2 separate regions of the Homo sapiens genome follow, and region 2 is linked to region 1. Evidence: read pairs that join two places in POLR2A ChIA-PET (ENCODE). Cell type or tissue: OCI-LY7. All regions are shown on one strand. Each heading gives the region's core, and the rest is flanking DNA. Links, peaks and the distances in the headings are about the cores only. Region 1 overlaps AP1B1 (adaptor related protein complex 1 subunit beta 1). Region 2 overlaps NEFH (neurofilament heavy chain).

The links. ChIA-PET counts read pairs that join two places held together with the same protein. Peaks named below come from ENCODE experiments on the same cell type or tissue, not always from the same donor. Only the 100,000 strongest peaks of a DNase experiment are listed, where the experiment ranks them.
Region 2: POLR2A ChIA-PET joins it to region 1 with 7 read pairs; 3 of 35 experiments call an interaction of 5 or more read pairs at or near these places.

Annotation. Positions count from the first base shown.
Region 1 is chr22:29,362,346-29,366,345 of GRCh38, reverse strand. AP1B1 (adaptor related protein complex 1 subunit beta 1) reads left to right here. Exons shown (of 23, transcript NM_001127.4): 3 at 3,240-3,345. Among named protein-coding and RNA genes, the nearest start is that of AP1B1, 24 kb to the left of the region's middle. In OCI-LY7, for the core only: no CTCF peak of the experiment used is centred there; DNase peaks (open chromatin) are centred at 1,635 and 2,045; H3K4me3 peaks cover 1,356 bases; H3K27ac peaks cover 3,728 bases.
Region 2 is chr22:29,489,076-29,504,088 of GRCh38, reverse strand. It overlaps NEFH (neurofilament heavy chain), which reads right to left. Exons shown (of 4, transcript NM_021076.4): 4 at 12,699-15,013. The coding sequence ends at 13,386. Among named protein-coding and RNA genes, the nearest start is that of NEFH, 16 kb to the right of the region's middle. In OCI-LY7, for the core only: no CTCF peak of the experiment used is centred there; no DNase peak of the experiment used is centred there.

The sequences.
Region 1 (4,000 bases), core at 1-4,000:
TTTCATCGTTTTAATCCTGTTTTTCATTTGATGTTTTGATATCATAAACATTTCCCAACAATTCTAATGACTCACTATTAAGTCTATTGAGTAGCTACACTGAAATTTGCTAAGCTAGGCTTATATCATTGGGTATTTTGGTTGTTTCTGCTTTTAAGGAAATGGAGGATGTCGTCGTGGCTGACAAATGTGCTTTAACCCTGTAAGCATCTTTCTGGCCAGCCCTTTATTCCTCCCTCCTTCCTTCCAAGTGATACTGACACATGCCTGCCGACCAGATGAAAAGAGTCTGTTGCTGGATCAGCTGATCCAGGACCCGAAGTCTGCCCCTCATCAGGCATTTCATGTATTGGTCTAGCTGGTTTTTACTGAGAACCTACCATGTGCAGTGGAAAAGAAACAGAGCCTCTGACCTGGTGTTGCTCAAGGTTGAGCAGGGAAGACAGTCTGTAGAGTAGTAACCACACTGAAGTGTACTGGGTCCAGGGGGGACTGTGGGAGAGCTCTGGGTGGAGCTGGCCAGATCGATGGGGGATAGGAAGGGGAAGGAGTGAGTGCTGTGCCTGTGACACATTTGGGGAAAGGAAGGTAGTGGGCATGAGCTACCGAGGAGGGTGATACAAGAAGAGGTTAGAGCCAGGCACAGTGGCGCCCCAGGTGGTGGCTTGGGTGGGAGGATTACTTGCTTGAGCCCAGGAGTTCGAGTCTAGCCTGGGCAACTAATTGAAAAAAGAGAGAAAGCAATTGGAGAGGTACGCAGGGATCAGTCTTGTGGAGCCTGGTGAGCCACAGGGTGAACGTAGTGCTGAGTGTATTGGAGTCCCAGGGGTGGGTTTTGTTGTTTGTTTGTTTTTTTTTGAGACAGAGTCTCTGTCACCCAGGCTGGAGTGCAATGGGAAGATCTCTGCTCACTGCAGCCTCCTGGGTTCAAGCAATTCTCCCAAGTAGCTGGGACTACAGGCACGTGCCACCATGCCCAGCTATTTTTTTTATTTTGGGGTTGGGGTTTTTTAGTGGATTTCTTTTGGGAAGAGAGATGTGTGGACAGACATGCCTGGGTTCAATGCTCCAGCCAAAGAGACAAGGAAACAGGTTTAGGAAAGCAAAGTGGGTATCTTGGGTAGGCCCAAGCATAGGGATTGAGAGCATGGGCTTTGGAGCTAGCAGACCTGGTTTTCAGTTTCAGCCCTGCCCCCTACCAGCATTGGCTATACGTTACTGAGCCTCTCACAGCCTCCATTTGCAAAACGGAGGGAAATGCAGAGTTGTGAGGATGAAATAAGAAAATGTGTGGGAACAAGTTAGTATGGGACTAGGCTTAGAGAAGGGCTTAGAGGGGCCGGGCATGGTGGCTCAGGCCTGTAGTCTCAACACTTTGGGAGGCTGAGGCGGGTGGATCACCTGAGGTCAGGAGTTTGAGACCAGCCGGGCCAACATGGTGAAACCCCGTCTCTACTAAAAATACAAAAATTAGGAGGGTTTGATGGTGTCCGCCTATAGTTCCAGCTATTTGGGAGGCTGAGGCAGCAGAATTGCTTGAACCCGGGAGGCGGAAGTTGCGGTGAGCCGAGATCGCACCGCTGCACTCCAGCCTGGGTGACAGAGTGAGACTATGTCTCAAAAAAAAAAAATGGCCGGGCGTGGTGGCTCATGCCTGTAATCCCAGTGCTTTGGGAGACCAAGGCGGGCGGATCACGAGATCAGTTCAAGACCAGCCTGACCAACATGGTGAAACCCCGTCTGTACTAAAAATACAAAAATTAGCTGGGTGTGATGGCGCACGCCTGTAGTCCCAGCTACCCGGTATGCTGAGGCAGGAGAATTGCTGGAACCCAGGAGGCAGAAGTTGCAGTGAGCTGAGATGGGGCCACTGCACTCCAGCATGGGTGACAGAGCAAGACTCTGTCTCAAAAAAATAAAAAATAAAAGAGAAGGGGTCAGGAAATGACATCTGCCCTCCTAACCTGTTATCAGGGTCCTGACTATCTGTCCATGGCAGGGCCAGACAACCCTGCTTCCTCATTTGTTTTTTTCATGTCATGAAGTTCTTCAGAACAATTGATTTCATGCTTGAGCTCTCATGGAGCAGCTGAATTCCTGTTTTCAGAGCTGAGCAACCAACCACTTGTGTCTCAGGAAGTGAAACCCTGAACAAGCTGTTTTAATTAGAGGTTTGAGGAAAACAGGAAAGGCCTTCATGTGGGAATCCACAAATCCTGCTCTCACCCCGCAAGCCTTAAGTACTCAGGTTCTATTGCACTGAGCCTTTTAAGGGTCTTTTGTTGAGTGAGGGTAGCTGAGGACAGCTTTGCCTTCCACTGGGGTTTTAGCTCCCTGGCTGAGCAGAGCCTGCCATCATGTTTTTGATGCTTTTGTCTTCCTCAGAACCTTTGTAGCTTCCATGGTTCCTGTTGCTTCAATCCAGAGTGGCCTCTAAACTTTTTTTTTTTGGAGACAGGATCTCACTTTGTGTCCCCCAGGCTGGAGTGTAGTGGTGTCATGGCTCACGGCAACCTCGATCTCTGGGCTCAAACGATTCTTCAGCCTCAGCCTCCAGAGTAGCTGGCACGGCAGGCACATGCCACCACACCCGGCTAATTAAAAAAAATTATTTTGTAGAAACGAGGTCTCACTATGTTACCCAGGCTGATCTCAAACTCCTGAGCTCAAGTAATCCTCAGCCTCTTTTTTTTTTTTTGAGATGGAGTCTTGGCCCTGTCGCCAGGCTGGAGTGCAGTGGCGCCATCTTGCCTCACTGCAACCTCCACCTCCCGGATTCAAGCAATTCCCCTGCCTCAGCCTCCCGAGTAGCTGGGATTACAGGCACGCGCCACTATGCCCGGCTAATTTTTTGTATTTTAATAGAGACAAGGTTTCACTATGTTGGCCAGGATGGTCTTGATCTTCTGACCTCGTGATCCGCCTGCCTCGGACTCCCAAAGTGCTGGGATTACAGGCATGAGCCACTGTGCTGGCCAATCCTCAGCATTTTAAAGTGCTGGGATTACAGGTATGAGCGACTGCACCCGGCCTACAAGTTTCCATCTTGTTAATTCCTGTCCTAACAGTCATCCCTCACTGTTGCCTGGCCCACCTGAGGCCAGGCGCCTGAAGCTTCCCTCAGCCAACAGCATAGGATGTCTTACGTGCCTCCCTCCGGTTCTTTTGGAAGTTAGATACTGGGAATTGTCCCCTGCCAGGGTAGGGAGGGATCACTCATGCTTGCCTCCTTTCCTTAGGGGAGATCTTCGAGCTGAAGGCAGAGCTCAACAGTGACAAGAAGGAGAAGAAGAAGGAGGCAGTGAAGAAAGTGATTGCATCGATGACCGTGGGCAAAGATGTCAGGTGTGCAGGAGTAGGCCTGGTGGCAGCTAGAAGCTGGCTGACAGGGGAGGGTTTATAGCTTGGGTCCACTTCAGTCTCTCCTTTAGGGTGTCTAGGGACCCATGTCTCCCCTCATACAGCTCCCTTCATAAAACTTTCTTCCCAATAGAAGGTTTTGTTTACACAGGAATCATGAGCCCAGACACTGACAGGTCAGGTGGTTATGGAGTGAGTTAACTGGAGTAGGTGGGAAAGGCAGCAGGCAATGGAGTGGGTGTGGCATGAACCCTCTCAGAAACTCCAGAGGATCAGTACTGGCTGGGGAAGAGGACCCAGTGTGGCCAGGTCTTCTGGTTTTTAAAAGAATGGGAAATCTGGGCCAGGCGCGGTGGCTCACGCCTGTAATCCTAGCACTTGGGGAGGCCCAGGCGGGCGGATCTCGAGGTCAGGAGTTCGACACCAGCCTGGCCAATATGGTGATATCCTGTCTCTACTAAAAATACAAAAAGTAGCCGGGCATGGTGGCGCATGCCTGTAGTCTCAGCTACTCGGGAGGCTGAGGCAGGAGAATTGCTTGAACCTGGGAGACACAGGGTGCATTCAGCTGAGATTGTGCCACTGCAGTCCAGCCCAGGTGACAGAGCGAGACTCAGTCTCAAAAAAAAAAAAAGAAGAA
Region 2 (15,013 bases), core at 4,795-8,794, 130 kb before region 1:
TTCTTAGACAGGGGATATCAGAGCCTGTCACCCTCCAGAAGAGATTTTCCCTTTCCAGAGAAGCAGACTGAACAAAAGAATCCCTTGGCTTTAAGGAGGATTTTAAAACAAGCGAGAAGCCCAGGTCAATCCCTCCCCTGTGAGCTACTTAGCCATTCATGCCAAGGGTGGGCAGATTAGGGGGAAAGGGACTGGCTTGGGAGGACCTAGAAGCTTCCTCCTCAGCTGGAATTGTCCACGGACTTTTGGCAGATTATACTCTGGGGCATATCGCAGACCGCAGCCCATCTGTCGCTCTCTTGTACCTGGGACTCAGCCTGTGTTCCTTGCTTTTTTTTTTTTCCCCTTTACAATTTTTTTAAAACATTTTTTTTTCTTTTGTAGAGACAAGGTCTTGCTATGTTGCCCAGGCTAGTCTTGAACTCCTGGCCTCAAGCAATCTTCCCACCTCGGCCTCCCAAAGTGCTAGGATTACAGGCGTGAACCCACCATGTCAGGCCTGTTCCTTGCCTTTTTAAAGCTGCCGTCCACATTCCTGATTTATTGGTATCTTCTAGTTTCTCCCTTATTTTCTTCCTAGCTTATCCCTTACTATTTTCTCTGCAAATAACTCCACAGACTCTTTTCATAAACTTAAGGGTGTTCTTGCTGATCACTCCGCAAAGCTAAGCAAAACTCTATCCCTAGGAAGGAGCAGGGCTGCCAGACTTCCAAAGGAACTTTGTCCCTGTCGGTGTAGCCGACTCTGTCCTTTCTATGGCGTTCAGCAGTGTCTCTGATGAGAATAGGCATTAAGCATCTATTTTGGGTCAGGCCCTGTGCTAATCACACTTTTACATTCACTGTCCTATTTAAATGAAACTTAGTGTATAAGTCTTTTGCCTCCTTGGTTAAATTTATCCCTAGGTATTTTATTATTTTTGATACTATTATAAATAGAATTATTTTCTTAATTTCTTTTTCTGATTGTTCATTGTTGGTGAGTAGACATACAATTGTTCTTTGTGTGTTGACTTTGTCCCCTGCTGCTTTACTGAATTCATTTATTAACTCTAGTAATTAAAAAAAACTTTTCTGCCAGTCTGGGCAATATAGTGAAGCCCTGTCTATACAAAAATAAGATTTAAAAATTAGCCAGGCATGGTGGCGCATAATTGTAGTCCCAGCTACTCAGAAGGCAAAGGCAGGAGGATCACATGAGCCCAGAAGTTGGAAGCTACAGTGAGCTATGATCACACAGGTGCACTCCAGTCTTGGGGACAAAGTGAGACCTTGGTCTCTAAATAAATAAATAAATAAAAGGGTTTACTGTGGATTATTTGGGATTTTCTATATATGTGATAATGTCATCTGCAAATAGAGATCGTTCTATTTCTTCCTTTCCAATTTGGATGCCTTTTCTTTTTCTTGCCTAATTTCTCTGGCTAGGACTGCCAGTACTGTGTTGAATACAACTGTGAAAGTGGGCATCTCTGTCTTGTTCCTGATCTTAGGGGAAAAGCTTTCAGCTTTTCACCATTGGTTTTGTGTTTTTTGTTTTAGATACAGGGTTTTGCTCTGTCACCCAGGCTGGAGTGCAGTGGTGCAATCAAAGCTCACTGCAGCCTTCAACTCCAGGGCTCAAGCAATTCTCCCACCTCAGCCTCCCATGTACCTGGAAATACAGGTGTGAGCCATCGTGCCCAGCTCCCCTTCATTCTTTAAGGCAAGGTAGTGTACTACATTAATTGATTTTCTTTCCTTTTTTTTTTTTTGAGACGGATTCTCGCTCTTTCACCCAGGCTGGACTCAGTGGCGCTATCTCGGCTCACTGCACGCTCCGCCTCCCGGGTTCACTCCATTCTCCTGCCTCAGCCTCCCGAGTAGCTGGGACTACAGACGCCCGCTACCATGCCCGGCTAATTTTTTGTATTTTCAATAGAGACAGTTTCACCGTGTTAGCCAGGATGGTCTCGATCTCCTGACCTCATGATCCACCTGCCTCAGCCTCCCAAAGTGCTGGGATTACAGGCGTGAGCCACTGCGCCCAGCCGATTTTCTTTTCTTTTCTTTTCTTTTTTTTTTTTTGAGACAGAGTCTCACTCTGTCGCCCAAGCTGGAGTGCAGTGGTGCAGTCTTGGCTCACTGCAACCTCTGCCTCCCAGGTTCAAGCGATTCTCCTGCTTCAGCCTCCCGAGTAACTGGGACTAGAAGTACTCGCCCCACCATGCCTGGCTAATTTTTGCTTGCTATTTATTTATTTATTTTATTTATTTATTTTTTTTGAGATGAAGTCTCCCACTGTCGCCAGGCTGGATTGTGCAGTGGCACAAACTCAGCTCACTGCAACCTCCGTCTCCCGGGTTCAAGCGATTCTCCTGCCTCAGCCCCCCGAGTAGCTGGGATTACAGGCGCGTGCCACCACACCCAGCTAATTTTTGTATTTTTAGTAGAGATGGGGTTTCCCCATGTTGGCCAGGATGGTCTTGACCTTGTGATCCGCCCACCTTGGCCTCCCAAAGTGCTGGGATTACAGGCATGAGCCACTGCGCCCAGACTGAATTTTTTTTTTTTTTTTTTGAGACAGTTTCACTCTTGTTGTCCAGGCTAGAGTGTAATGGAGTGACCTTGGCTCACTGCAACCTCCGCCTCCTAGGTTCAAGCGATTCTTCTGCCTCAGCCTCCCAAGTAGTTGGGATTACAGGCACGTGCCACCATGCCTGGCTAATTTTTGTATTTTTAGTAGAGACGGGGTTTCACCGTGTTGGCCAGGCTGGTCTTGATCTCCTGACCTTGTGATCCACCTGCCTTGGCCTCCCGAAGTTCTGGGATTACAAGTGTGAGCCACCCCACTTGGCCAGATTTTCTCATTTTTCTTGAGTCAGTTTCAGTAGTTTTTATATTTCTAGGAATTTATGCATTTAATCTAAATTATTGAATTAGTGGACATACGGTTGTTCACAGTATTGCCTTATAATTCCTTTTATTTCTGTAAGGTTGGCATTAATGCCTTCTCTTTTATTCTTGATTTTAGTAATTTGAGTCTTTTCTTCTTTTATCTTAGTCAGTCTAGCTAAAGGTTTGTGAATTTTGTTGGTCTTTTTAGGACCTTTTTTTTTTTTTTTTTTTGAGACAGAGTTTCACTCTTGTCATCCAGGCTGGAGTGCAATCTTGGCTCACTGCAACCTCCGCCTCCCGGGTTCAAACAATTCTCCTGCCTCAGCCTCCCAAGTAGCTGGGATTACAGGCGCTCGCCACCATGCCTGGCTAATTTTTGTATTTTTAGTAGAGATGGAGTTTCACCATGTTGGCCAGGCTGGTCTCGAACTCCTGACCTCAGGTGATCCGCCCTCCTCAGCCTCCCAAAGTGCTGGGATTATAGGTGTGAGCCACTGCGTCCGGCCAAGACCTAACTTTTAATTTCATTGATTTTCTGTGTCATTTTTATATTCTCTATTTCATTAATTTCCACTCTAATCCTTCTTTGGGTTTACTTTGCTCTTCTTTTTTCAATGTCTTAAGGTAGAAATTTAGGTTATTGATTTGAGATCATTCTTCTTTTCCTTTATTTATTTATTTAGAGACAGGGTCTTGCTCTGTCACCCAGGCTGGAGTGCAGTGGTGTGATTGTAGCTCACTGCAGTCTTGAACTCCTGGGCTCTGGCAACCCTCCTGCCTTGGCCTCCCAAGTAGCTGGGACTACAGGTACACGCCACTGTGCCTGGTTAATTTTTTAATTTTTATTTTGTAGTGACGGGATCTCACTATGTTCCCCAAGCTGGTCAGGAACTCCTGGGCTCAAGTGATCCTCCAGCCTTGGCCTCCCAAAGTGCTGGGATTACAGGCGTCAGCCACTGTGCCTGGCCTCATTCTTCTTTTTAAATGTAGACATTTACAACTTTAAATTTCCCTCTAAGCATTGTTTTACTTGCATACCGTAAGTTTTCATATGTTATATCTTCATTTTCGTTCATCTAAAAATATTCTGATTTCCCCTCTGATTTCATCTTTGACCCATTGGTTATTTAGGAGTGTTTGTTTTTCACATATTTGTGACTTTCCCAGATTAGTTATTAACTTTTACTCTAGTGTGATCAGAGAACGTACTTTGTACGATTTCAATTCTTTTAAATTTATGGAAGCTATTTTTTTTTAATTGAGGCTTTTTTTTTTAAAGATGGAGTCTTGCTCTGTTGCTCAGGCTGGAGTGCAGTGGCACCATCTCGGCTCACTGCAACCTCCGCCGCCCGACTTCAAGTGATTCTCCTGCCTCAACCTCCTGAGTAGCTGGGACCTGGTACCGGTGTGCATTACCACATCTGGCTAATTTATAAATTTTTTGGTAGAGACAGGGTTTCACCATGTTTGTGAGGCTGGTCTTGAACTCCTGACCTCAAGTGATCCACCTGCCTCAGCCTCCCAAGTGCTAGGATTATAGGCATGAACCACTGTGCCCAGCCCTAATTAAGGCTTTTTTATTTTTATTTATTTTTAATTCATTTATTATTATTACTTTTTGAGATGGAGTCTCACTCTGTTGCCGAGGCTGGAGTGCAGTGGCGTGATCTCCACTCATTGCAACTTCTGCCTCCCAGGTTCAAGTGATTCTCCTGCCTCAGCCTCCCAGGTAACTGGGATTACAGGTGTGTGCCACCATGCCTGGCTAAATTTTGTATTTTTGGTAGAGACAGGGTTTCTCCATGTTTGCCAGGCTGGTCTTGAACTCCTGACCTCAGGTGATCCACCTGCCTCAGCCTCCCAAAGTGCTGGGATTACAGGTGTGAATATATATATGTATATATGATGGTATACTACTCAACCATAAAAAGGAATGTATTAACAGCATTTGCAGTGACCTGGATGAAACTGGAGACTATTATTCTAAGGGAAGTAACTCAGGAATGGAAAACTAAACATTGTATGTTCTCACTGATATGTGGGAGCTAAGCTATGAGGACGCAAAGGCGTAAGAATGATACAATGGACTTTGGGGACTTGGAAGGAAGAGTGGGAGGGGGGTGAGGGATAAAAGACTCCAAATATGGTGCAATGTACACTGCTTGGGTGATGGGTGCACCAAAGTCTCCCAAATCACCACTAAAAAATGTACTCATGTAACCAAACACCACCTGTTCCCCAATAACTTATGGAAAAATAAAGTAATAAAAATTAAAAACAAACTAGTTTTATTTTTTGCTTTAACATGTTTACTAATATAGATGTAATTTATTTAGCCAGTCTCCTATTAGTGTATAATCAGTATATTTTCTGTTGTTCCAAATTATAACCAAAACTGAGGTACATAGATTTCATATTTGAATATTTCTGTATATACCTAAGTATTTATTTAGGATACATTCTTCAAAGTGGCATACCTTGGTTAAAGACTATCTAAGCTTGAGGCCAGGCACAGTGGCTCAAGCCTGTAATCCTAGCACTTTGGGAGGCTGAGGTGGGTGGATCACGAGGTCAGGAGTTCAAGACCAGCCTGGCCAAGATGGTGAAACCCCATCTCTACTAAAAATACAAAAATTAGCTGGGCACAGTGGCAGGTGCCTGTAATCCCAGCTACTTGGGAGGCTGAGGCAGGAGAATTGCCTGAACCCAGGCGGTGGAGGTTGCAGTGAGCCAAGATCACACTACTGTGCTCCAGGCTGGGCAATAGAGTGAGATTCTATCTCAAAAAAAAAAAAAAAAGACTAAGGTTTTAAGGCTTTTGATATATTTCGTTAGATTGTCTTCCTGGAAGATTTTCATTCCAAGCATTAGCTCCAGAAAATTCAGGTTTCTCTACATAGCTGCTAACACTGGGTATTATCATTCTTTTGGATCTTCTGCTACCTGCACTCCATCCACTGTGGACATTTATCATTACCAATGTCCAACATTCACTCCTTTTTCTCCTGCTAAGAGTACTTCTATTTTCCTTTGGGAAACTCCCCTCTCAAACTCTCAATTTCAGACTGAGGGGTCTGACATATTCCCTAGCTCCAGGGATGAGCAGGTGAACTCTGTCTAGCTCATCAGTGTCTCATGCATTGGCTCAAGGAGGATCATATGGCCCTACCAGCCCAGTGAGAACCAAACCCTGGACTTTTACTGGAATATTGAACAAGAGTTCTTTTTTCTCCCCTGAGTTTGCTAACCTGGTAGGATATAAGCCCAAAGCTTCTGGAGACCACATGGAGATGTTCTGCCTGACGTTAAAGCTGACACAAAAGGAAGCAGCTGAGAGATGGAGAAATGAGTGACAGCTTCCTGGGGAACATCATTTGAGAGTTCCCCTGGATCCAGCCATTCCTGAAGCAATTCAAGCTTCTCTTTTTTTTTTTTTTTTTTTTTTTTTTTTTTTGAGACAGTGTCTCACTCTGTCCCCCAGGCTGGAGTGCAGTGGCACAATCTCAGCTTGCTGCAACCTCCACCTCCCAGGTTCAAGTGATTCTCCTGCCTCAGCCTCCTAAGTAACTGGGATTACAGTCATGCACCATCACACTCAGCTAATTTTTGTATTTTAAGTAGAGACGGGGTTTCACTGTGCTGGCCAGGGTGGTCTCGAACTCCTGACCTCAGGCGATCCATCCACCTCGGCCTCCCAAAGTGCTAGGATTACAGGCATGAGCCACCACGCCCAGCTACGATTCAACCTTCTTGAACTCCTTGGGGTTATGTAAGCTAATATATTTATCAGCAGCAGCAGCATTAGTAAGTATTTTGCACAAACTAGTTTAATTCTGTTTTGGTCACTTGCAACAGAAATAATGCTGATGATGCTGGGTGCTGTGGTTCACACCTGTAATCCCAGCACTTTGGGAGGCTGAGGTTAGTGGATTGCTTGAGCTCAGGAGATTGAGACCTGCCTGGACAACATGGCGAAACTACGTCTCTACCAAAATATAAAAAATTAGCCAAGCGTGATGGCACGCAACTGTGGTCCCATCCCAACTACTCGGGAGGCTGAGGCAGGAGAATCACTTGAACCTGAGAGGTGTAGGTTGCAGTGAGCCAAGATGGTGCCACTGCACTCCAACCTGGGTGACAGAGCAAGACTCTATCTCGATAAATGAATGAATGAATGAATGTAGGTTTTTCTAAGTAAGGGTCACCCAGGGAAGCTTTATTTTATTTTATTTGAGACAGAGTCTCCCTCTGTTGCCCAGGGTGGAGTGCAGTGGCTTCATCATAGTTTGCTGCAGCTTCAAACTCTCAGACTCAGGCTATCCTCCCATCTTAGCCTCTGGGACTACAGGCACAGGCCACCATGGCCAGCTAATTTTTTTTTTTTTTTTTTTTAGTAGAGATGAGGTCTCGCTATGTTGCCCGGGCTGGTCTCAAACTCCTGGGCTCAAGCATTCTGCCCACCTCAGTCTCCCAAAGTGCTGGGATTATAGGCATGAGCCACCACATCCAGCTGAGATGACTATTTTTGATCAGTCACACATCCCTTTGCCCCTTTCCCCATCTTTCCCATTTATTTAGCTTACTTTCTGGTATAATCCATATTCATTGCTTTTATTACTATTAGGTAAATATTGTTACCTGTTGAATTGGCTAGTATATAATAATTACAACTTCTTCTTACACACAATTTTTCACTTCTCCTGGAGTTAATGTTTTCCTCCCTTTTATTACTTGTTTTGTCTTTGAAATTGACTAAATATTCCCGCAGTCTCCAGTAGTTCAATAAAAGACTTTCTTTTCTTTTTTTTTTTTTCCAGATGGAGTCTTGCTCTGTTGCCCAGGCTGGAGTGCAGTGGTGCAATCTTGGCTCACTGAAACCTCCCTGTCCCGGGTTCAAGTGATTCTCCCTGCCTCAGCCTCCCAAGCAGCTGGGACTACAGGTGCGCACCACCATGCCTGGCTAATTTTTGTATTTTTAGTAGAGACAGGGTTTCACCATGTTGGCCAGGCTGGTCTCGAACTCCTGACCTCAGGTGATTCACCTGCCTCAGCCTCCCAAAGTGTTGGGATTACAGGCATGAGCCACTGCACCTGGCCCAGTAAAAGACTTTCAATTCAATTTTACCCACGGTCATTCATGTCAAATAATTTGTCAGGTTTTTTTTTTTTTTTTTTTTTTGTGCCTCAGAACTCCCCCTCTTCCCCCAGACTCACTCCAATCTGGATGGAGGCTACACAGCTATTGTCCATCAATTTCTCTTTGTCATCAACCTAAGGAGTCCCTTCTCTCATCTTTGTGTAGCCCCTGTTTTCTGTATTCCCAGAGTTTCTATTTCCTGGCTTATGCTCACTTTTTGTTGAAGCATGTCCTCCAGTAATTTATGGAAAGTAATTTTTTGAGACTTCGTAAGCCTGAAATTGTCCTTTTTCTACCCTCATGCTTGATTTATCAGTATAGACTTCTAAGCAGTGTCCATCATTGCTGCTGAGAAGTTTGGGGCCATTTTGATTCTGTTTTTTTTTTTTTTTTTTTTTTTTTTTGAGACGGAGTCTCGCTTTGTCGCCCAGGCTGGAGTGCAGTGGCATGATCTCGGCTCACTGCAAGCTCCGCCTCCCAGGTTCACGCCATTCTCCTGCCTCAGCCTCCCGAATAGCTGGGACCACAGGCGCCCACCACCACGCCTGGCTAATTTTTTGTATTTTTAGTAGAGATGGGGTTTCACCGTGTTAGCCAGGATGGTCTCGATCTCCTGACCTCGTGATCTGCCTGCCTTGGCCTCCCAAAGTGCTGGGATTACAGGCGTGAGCCACTGCTCCTGGCTGTGCCATTTGATTCTTGACCCTGCTTTTTCTTCTCTCTCTCTGGAAGCTCTTAGGATTCTCTCTATCCTTGGGTTCTGAAATGTCAGGTCTAGTTTATGTGGTTGAGATAGGTTCAGATGGGCTGACTCCATCCCTGGATCTAGAGTTGGGTATGTGACCCAGCAGGTCCAGTCAGTGTGTTCCATCCTCCCTGGCCACAGTAATTAATTTCAGGATGGGTGCATGACCCAGTCTTCCACTGAGACTCACTTCTCACACTTTGATTTGAACTGGTAGGAACAGAATCTCTTTCCTGTGATTTGTACCTGGAATAATATAAGCCTATCATAGCTGAGGATCTCCATGAAGAGAAGGCCTTTCTGAAAGAGAAGCTTCATTACATCTATTTCTGTGTAACAAATTACCCGAAAACTTGGTGACTTCAAACAACAAACATTTATATCCAGGCACAGCTTAGCTGGGTGGCTCTTCCTTAAAGCCTCTCATAAGGCTGCAATCAGGGTGTTGGATGGGGCTGCAGTCTCATTTGATGGCTCAACTGGGGAGGATCTGCTTCCATTCTCACTCATGTGGTTATTAGTAGAATTCAGTTTCTCACTGAATTTAGGACCTCAGTTCCTTACTGGCTATTGGCCAAAGGCTTCCTTCAGTTCCTTACCATGTAGGCCTCTCCTTAGGGCAACTCTCAACATCGTAGCTGGCTTCCATCAGAGTGAGAGCAAGCAAAACAGAAGCCAGAATCTTCTTGTAAACTACTCACGGAAATGACATTCCACCACTTTGCCATATGCTAGTCATTAGAACGAATTACTAGGTCAGGCCTACATTGAAGGGGAGGGGATTACAAAACAGCATGAATAACAGGAGGTGGGAATTGTTGGGAACAATTTTATTAATTTTTAATTTATCTCTTAGAGACAGGGTTTTACTCTGTCACCCAGGCTGGAGTACAGTGGTAGCAATCATAGCTCACTATAACCTTGAACTCCTGGGCTCAAGCAATCCTCCTGCCTCAGCCTCCCAAGTAGCTAAAACTACAGGCATGCACCACCATGCCCAGTAGTTTGTTTAATTTTTGGTAGACAGGGGCTTTGTTGCCCAGGCTGGATTCAAACTCCTGGCCTCACACAATCCTCCTGCCTCAGCTTCCCAAAGTGCTGGGATAATAGGCACTTGGCCATTGGAGCCATTTTAGAGGAAGCCTATCACAAAAGCCAATACTGAGAGAAACAGACCTGAGAGCCAAGAAGTGACTGAGTCCAGTGACTTCACTTCAGCCCTTGAATGTTGCCATTAGGTTTTGTCATATGCAATATTCTGAAATGTGCTAGAATGGCTGCCCAAACATTAGGGGGAACAATTCATCCCCATTTGCCCAGGACTTTCCTGGTTTTAACACTAAAAGTCCTATATCTTGGGAAACTCCTATATCCCAGGTGAATTAGGACAGTTGACACCTGACATAGCAGTTATTTGATGACCAAAATTAAACCAATGCAGCTTGCTCAGGATTCTATGGCATGGTAGTACAGAAAACATGGACTCTGGAGTTAAGTTTTGGATTCAGATTCTGGCACTATCATTTACTAGCTTTGTGGCTCTGGGCAACTCACCTCGCCTGTTTTCTCACCACTAAAATAGGCATCAGAATCTCTACATTGAAAAATGCCCATGTGGATTGGAGAGAATTTATGTAAAAACATGATTATCTCTGCCAGACATGGTGGCTCACACCTGTAATCCCAGCACTTTGGGAGGCTGAGGCAGGTGGATCACCTGAGGTCAGGAGTTTGAGACCAGCCTGGCCAACATGGCAAAACCCTGTCTCTGCTAAAGAATACAAAAATTAGCCAGGCGTGGTGGCATGCGCCTGTAGTCCCAGCTACTTGGGAGGCTGAGGCAGGAGAATTGCTTGAACCCAGGAGGCGGAGGTTGTAGTGAGCCGAGATGGCGCCACTGCACTCCAGCCTGGGTGACAGAGCAAGACTCTGTCTCAAAAACAAAAACAAAAACATAACATGGTTATCTCAACAAATGGTACTGTCATCATTATAAGTATTTTGAGGTTCTCAACCAACTGTAACTTTTTTCAGACAAGACACATGGGAATTTCCTGGGTCTTAGATCCCAGTTTGATATTCAGATGCTATACTGTGTGCCTGGGCCTGTGGAGGTCCGTCTGATTTCCCTAGGGCAGAACTGCTCAGAAAATTAATGCTTAGGTTTTCATAGAGTCCTTGGGCATGTTTGATAATCAAGAGCCAATCAATCAAAGCCCTTCTCTCTCTGTTTTTTGGAGAAAAGGTCTTACCCTTTCACCCAGACTGGAGTGCAGTGTGTGATCATAGCTCACTACAGCCTTGAACTCCTGGGTTAAAACAATCCTCCCACCTCAGCCCCCCAGTAGCTGGGACCACAGATGTGTGCCCCATACCCAGCTAATTTTATTTTCTTTTTCTTTTTTTTCTCTATCAATCACCCAGGCTGGAGTGCAGCGGCACAATCTCGGCTCACCGCAACCTCTGCCTCCCAGGTTCAAGCAATTCTCATGCCTCAGCCTCCTGAGTGGCTGGGATTACAGGCACCTGCCACCATGCCCAGTTAGCTTTTTTGTTTTGTTTTTTGAGATGGAGTCTTTCTCTACCACCGAGGCTGGAGTGCAGTGACACAATCTTGGCTCACTACAATCTCTGCCCTTCTGGGTTCAAGCGATTCTCCTGCCTCAGCCTCCCAAGTAGCTGGGATTACAGACGTGCACCACCACACCCAGCTAATTTTTGTTTTTTTAGTAGAGATGGGGTTTCACCATGTTGGGCAGGCTGGTCTCGAACTCCTGACCTCAAGTGATCTGCCTGCCTCAGCCTCCCAAAGTGCTGGGATTACAGGCGTGAGCCACCACGCCCAGCCAATTTTTGTATTTTCAGTAAAGATGGGCTTTCACCATGTTGGCCAAGCTGGTCTCGAACTCCTGACCTCAAGTGATCCACCCGCCTTGGCCTCCCAAAGTGCTAGGATTACAGACATAAGCCACCATGCCCAGCTCCAGCTAATTAAAAAAAAAAAACAAAAAACAAAAAACTTTTTTTTAAGAGATGGGGTCTATGTTGCCCAGGCTGATCTCAAAATCCTGGGCTCAAGTGATCCTCCCACTTTGGCCTCCCAAAGTGTTGGGCTCATTGGCATGAGCCATCATGTCCTGCTGGAGTGTTTGTTTTTTGTTTTTTTTTTTGAGACGCAGTCTCACTCTGTCGCCAGGCTGGATCTCAGCTCACTGCAAGCTCCACCTCCCGAGTTTAAGCGATTCCCCTGCCTCAGCCTCCTGAATAGCTGGAACTACAGGCGCACGCCACCATGTCTGGCTAATTTTTGTATTTTTAGTAGAGATGGGGTTTCATCATGTTGGCCAGGCTGGTCTTGAACTCCTGACCTTGTGATATGCCCACCCTGGCCTCCCAAAGCTGGGATTACAGGTGTGAGCCACCACACCTGGGCAAGCGTGCATTTTTATTTATTTATTTATTTTTTTGAGACGGAGTCTTGCTCTGTCGCCCAGGCTGGAGTGTAGTGGCGCCATCTCCGCTCACTGCAAGCTCCGCCTCCCAGGTTCACGCCATTCTCCTGCCTCAGCCTCCCGAGTAGCTGGGACTACAGGTGCCCACCACCACGCCCGGCTAATTTTTTGTATTTTTAGTAGAGACAGGGTTTTACCATGTTAGCCAGGATGGTCTCGATCTCCTGACCTCGTGATCCACCTACCTGGGCCTCCCAAAGTGCTGGGATTACAGGCGTGAGCCACCGCGCCCGGCCAAGCGTGCATTTTTATAATACTCCCAGGTGATGCTGCTGAAGACAGTCCACAGTCCACACTGAGAAACCACATACCAGGCCACCTGTACAGATCATAAAAATAAAGCCCCTAGCACACTGCCTGGCACATGGTTTGTGCCCAGGAAACAGCACTAGAGAGACCATGCAAGTCGCTCTAGACCCACGAGGGAACTGATGCTTGCTCAGTCCCATGCAGTCTGGGGTGTCACATCCAGACCTCCCCTGCCCTGCCCCCAGCCTTCCCAGGGAAAGAGAATAACAGCAGCAACATTTTCATTTTATAAGCACTTGGTTTTATTGCACAGAAGCAATTGAAAGTGAACTCCAGTGGAAAGTGCGCCCTGGCATAATTCAGTGGCCAGTCCCCGGCCCCACCTGGACCGCTCTTCCAGAATAGAGAGCTCTGGGCAAGGGCTTGACCACTCCTTTGGAAAACAGAAGGCATTTGGGAATAGGTTAAGACATCTCAAGCATAATGTATTTCTAACTGCTCATTCATTATTGCGGTCATCTGTCAGTTGCACATAGAGGCAATAAATGCACTTATTTGGAAAGGAGGGGGGCAGTTTTTATAGTCAAGTGTTTACGTGTGGCATTCGGCATGTATCACATTCAGCTACATAAGCTATCATAATTGTCCATCGCCTGGGGAGGGCCTGGGGGCAGGGGCCTGGGAGTGCCCTCTCTTGCTAACATATTGCTAACAGAAATTCCTGTTTGAAGAAGGAGGCCCCGTCATCTAAGCAGTTTCTTCTTACATAAAGACAGAAAAAGTGAAAATTGTGTTACTCTGATCCTTGAGCTCCGGGACTCTTCTGAGTTTCTTTGGCTGTTCCGGATGTTCCTTTCTCCCTGCCTTACTTCCCCTTGGCGGCCTTGTCTTCTGTGGCCTTCTCTGGAGGCTTGCTGTCTTTTTGGTCTGTGCTGGAGGATTTTTCAGCCTTTTCTGCCTTAGGCTTGCTAGGCTCTTTTGAGAGGGTCTTGTCATCTTCCTTGGCTTTGGCCTCTGTCTTGGGTTTCTCCTCAGGCTTCTTGGCCTTCTCCTCCTTGGTGTCTTTTTTCTCCGGTGCTGCCTCCTTCTTCTCTGCTGGTTTGCTGGGTTCCTTGGCCTTGGCATCATCTGGTTCCTTCTTGGCTACCTCTGTCTTTTCTTTGGGTTTAGCGTCTTCCTTCACCTCCACCTTGGCAGGAGCCTCCTTCTCTGGGGTGGGGACTTTTTTCTTATCTTCAGCCTCTTCCTTCTTGGCTTCAACTTTGGATTCTTTGGGCTTTTCGACAGCAGGTTCCTTCTTCTCCTCCACCTTGGGCTTTGGAGCCTCCTTCTTGGGTGCCTCCTCTTTCTTGCTGTCCTTCTTCTCCTCTGTTTTTGGTGTGGCAGGGGCTTTCTCTTCCTCTGCCTTCTTTGGGGGCTCTTTGACTTTCACCTCCTGGGGCTTCTCCTCCTCCTTCACTGGGGACTTCACCTCTTCCTTTTTTGGGATCTCCTTCTCAGGGGCCTTGGCATCCTCCTTCAGGGGAGATTTCGCCTTCTCTGGGGACTTGACCTCCTCCTTGACAGGGCTTTTGGCCTTTTCAGGGAATTTGTCTGCAGGGGACCTTGCTTCCTCCTTCGCTGGAGTCTTGGCTTCTGGAGACTTCACATCAAGAGTCTTGGCCTTCTCTGGGGACTTGGCCTTCTCTGGGGACTTAGCTTCTTCCTTCACTGGGGACTTGGCCTTCTCGGGGGTCTTTGCTTCTTCCTTCACTGGGGACTTGGCCTTCTCAGGGGACTTTGCTTCTTCCTTCACTGGGGACTTGGCCTTCTCAGGGGACTTTGCTTCTTCCTTCACTGGGGACTTGGCCTTCTCAGGGGACTTTGCTTCTGCCTTCACTGGGGACTTGGCCTTCTCAGGGGACTTTGCTTCTGCCTTCACTGGGGACTTGGCCTTCTCAGGGGACTTGGCCTCTTCCTTCTCTGGGGACTTGGCCTTCTCAGGGGACTTTGCTTCCTCCTTCGTTGGAGACTTGGCCTTTTCCGGGGACTTGACCTCAGCTGGAGATTTTGCTTCTTCCTTCACTGGGGACTTGGCCTCAGCCGGTGACTTTGCTTCTTCCTTCACTGGGGACTTGGCCTTCTCTGGAGACTTGGCCTCAGCCGGTGACTTTGCCTCTTCCTTTGCTGGGGACTTGGCCTTCTCGGGGGACTTGACCTCAGCTGGAGATTTTGCTTCCTCCTTCTCTGGGGACTTGGCCTCAGGCGGTGACTTTGCCTCTTCCTTTGCTGGAGACTTGGCCTTCTCAGGGGACTTGACTTCGGCTGGGGATTTTGCTTCCTCCTTCTCTGGGGACTTGGCCTCAGCCGGTGACTTTGCCTCTTCCTTTACTGGTGACTTGGCTTCCTTCTCTGGGGATGCAGCCTCTTCTGCTGGGGGAGACTTTGTTTCTTCTTCTCCCCCTTCTGCCTCCTCTTCTTCACCCCCTTCTTCCTCCTTGCCCTCCTCCTCTT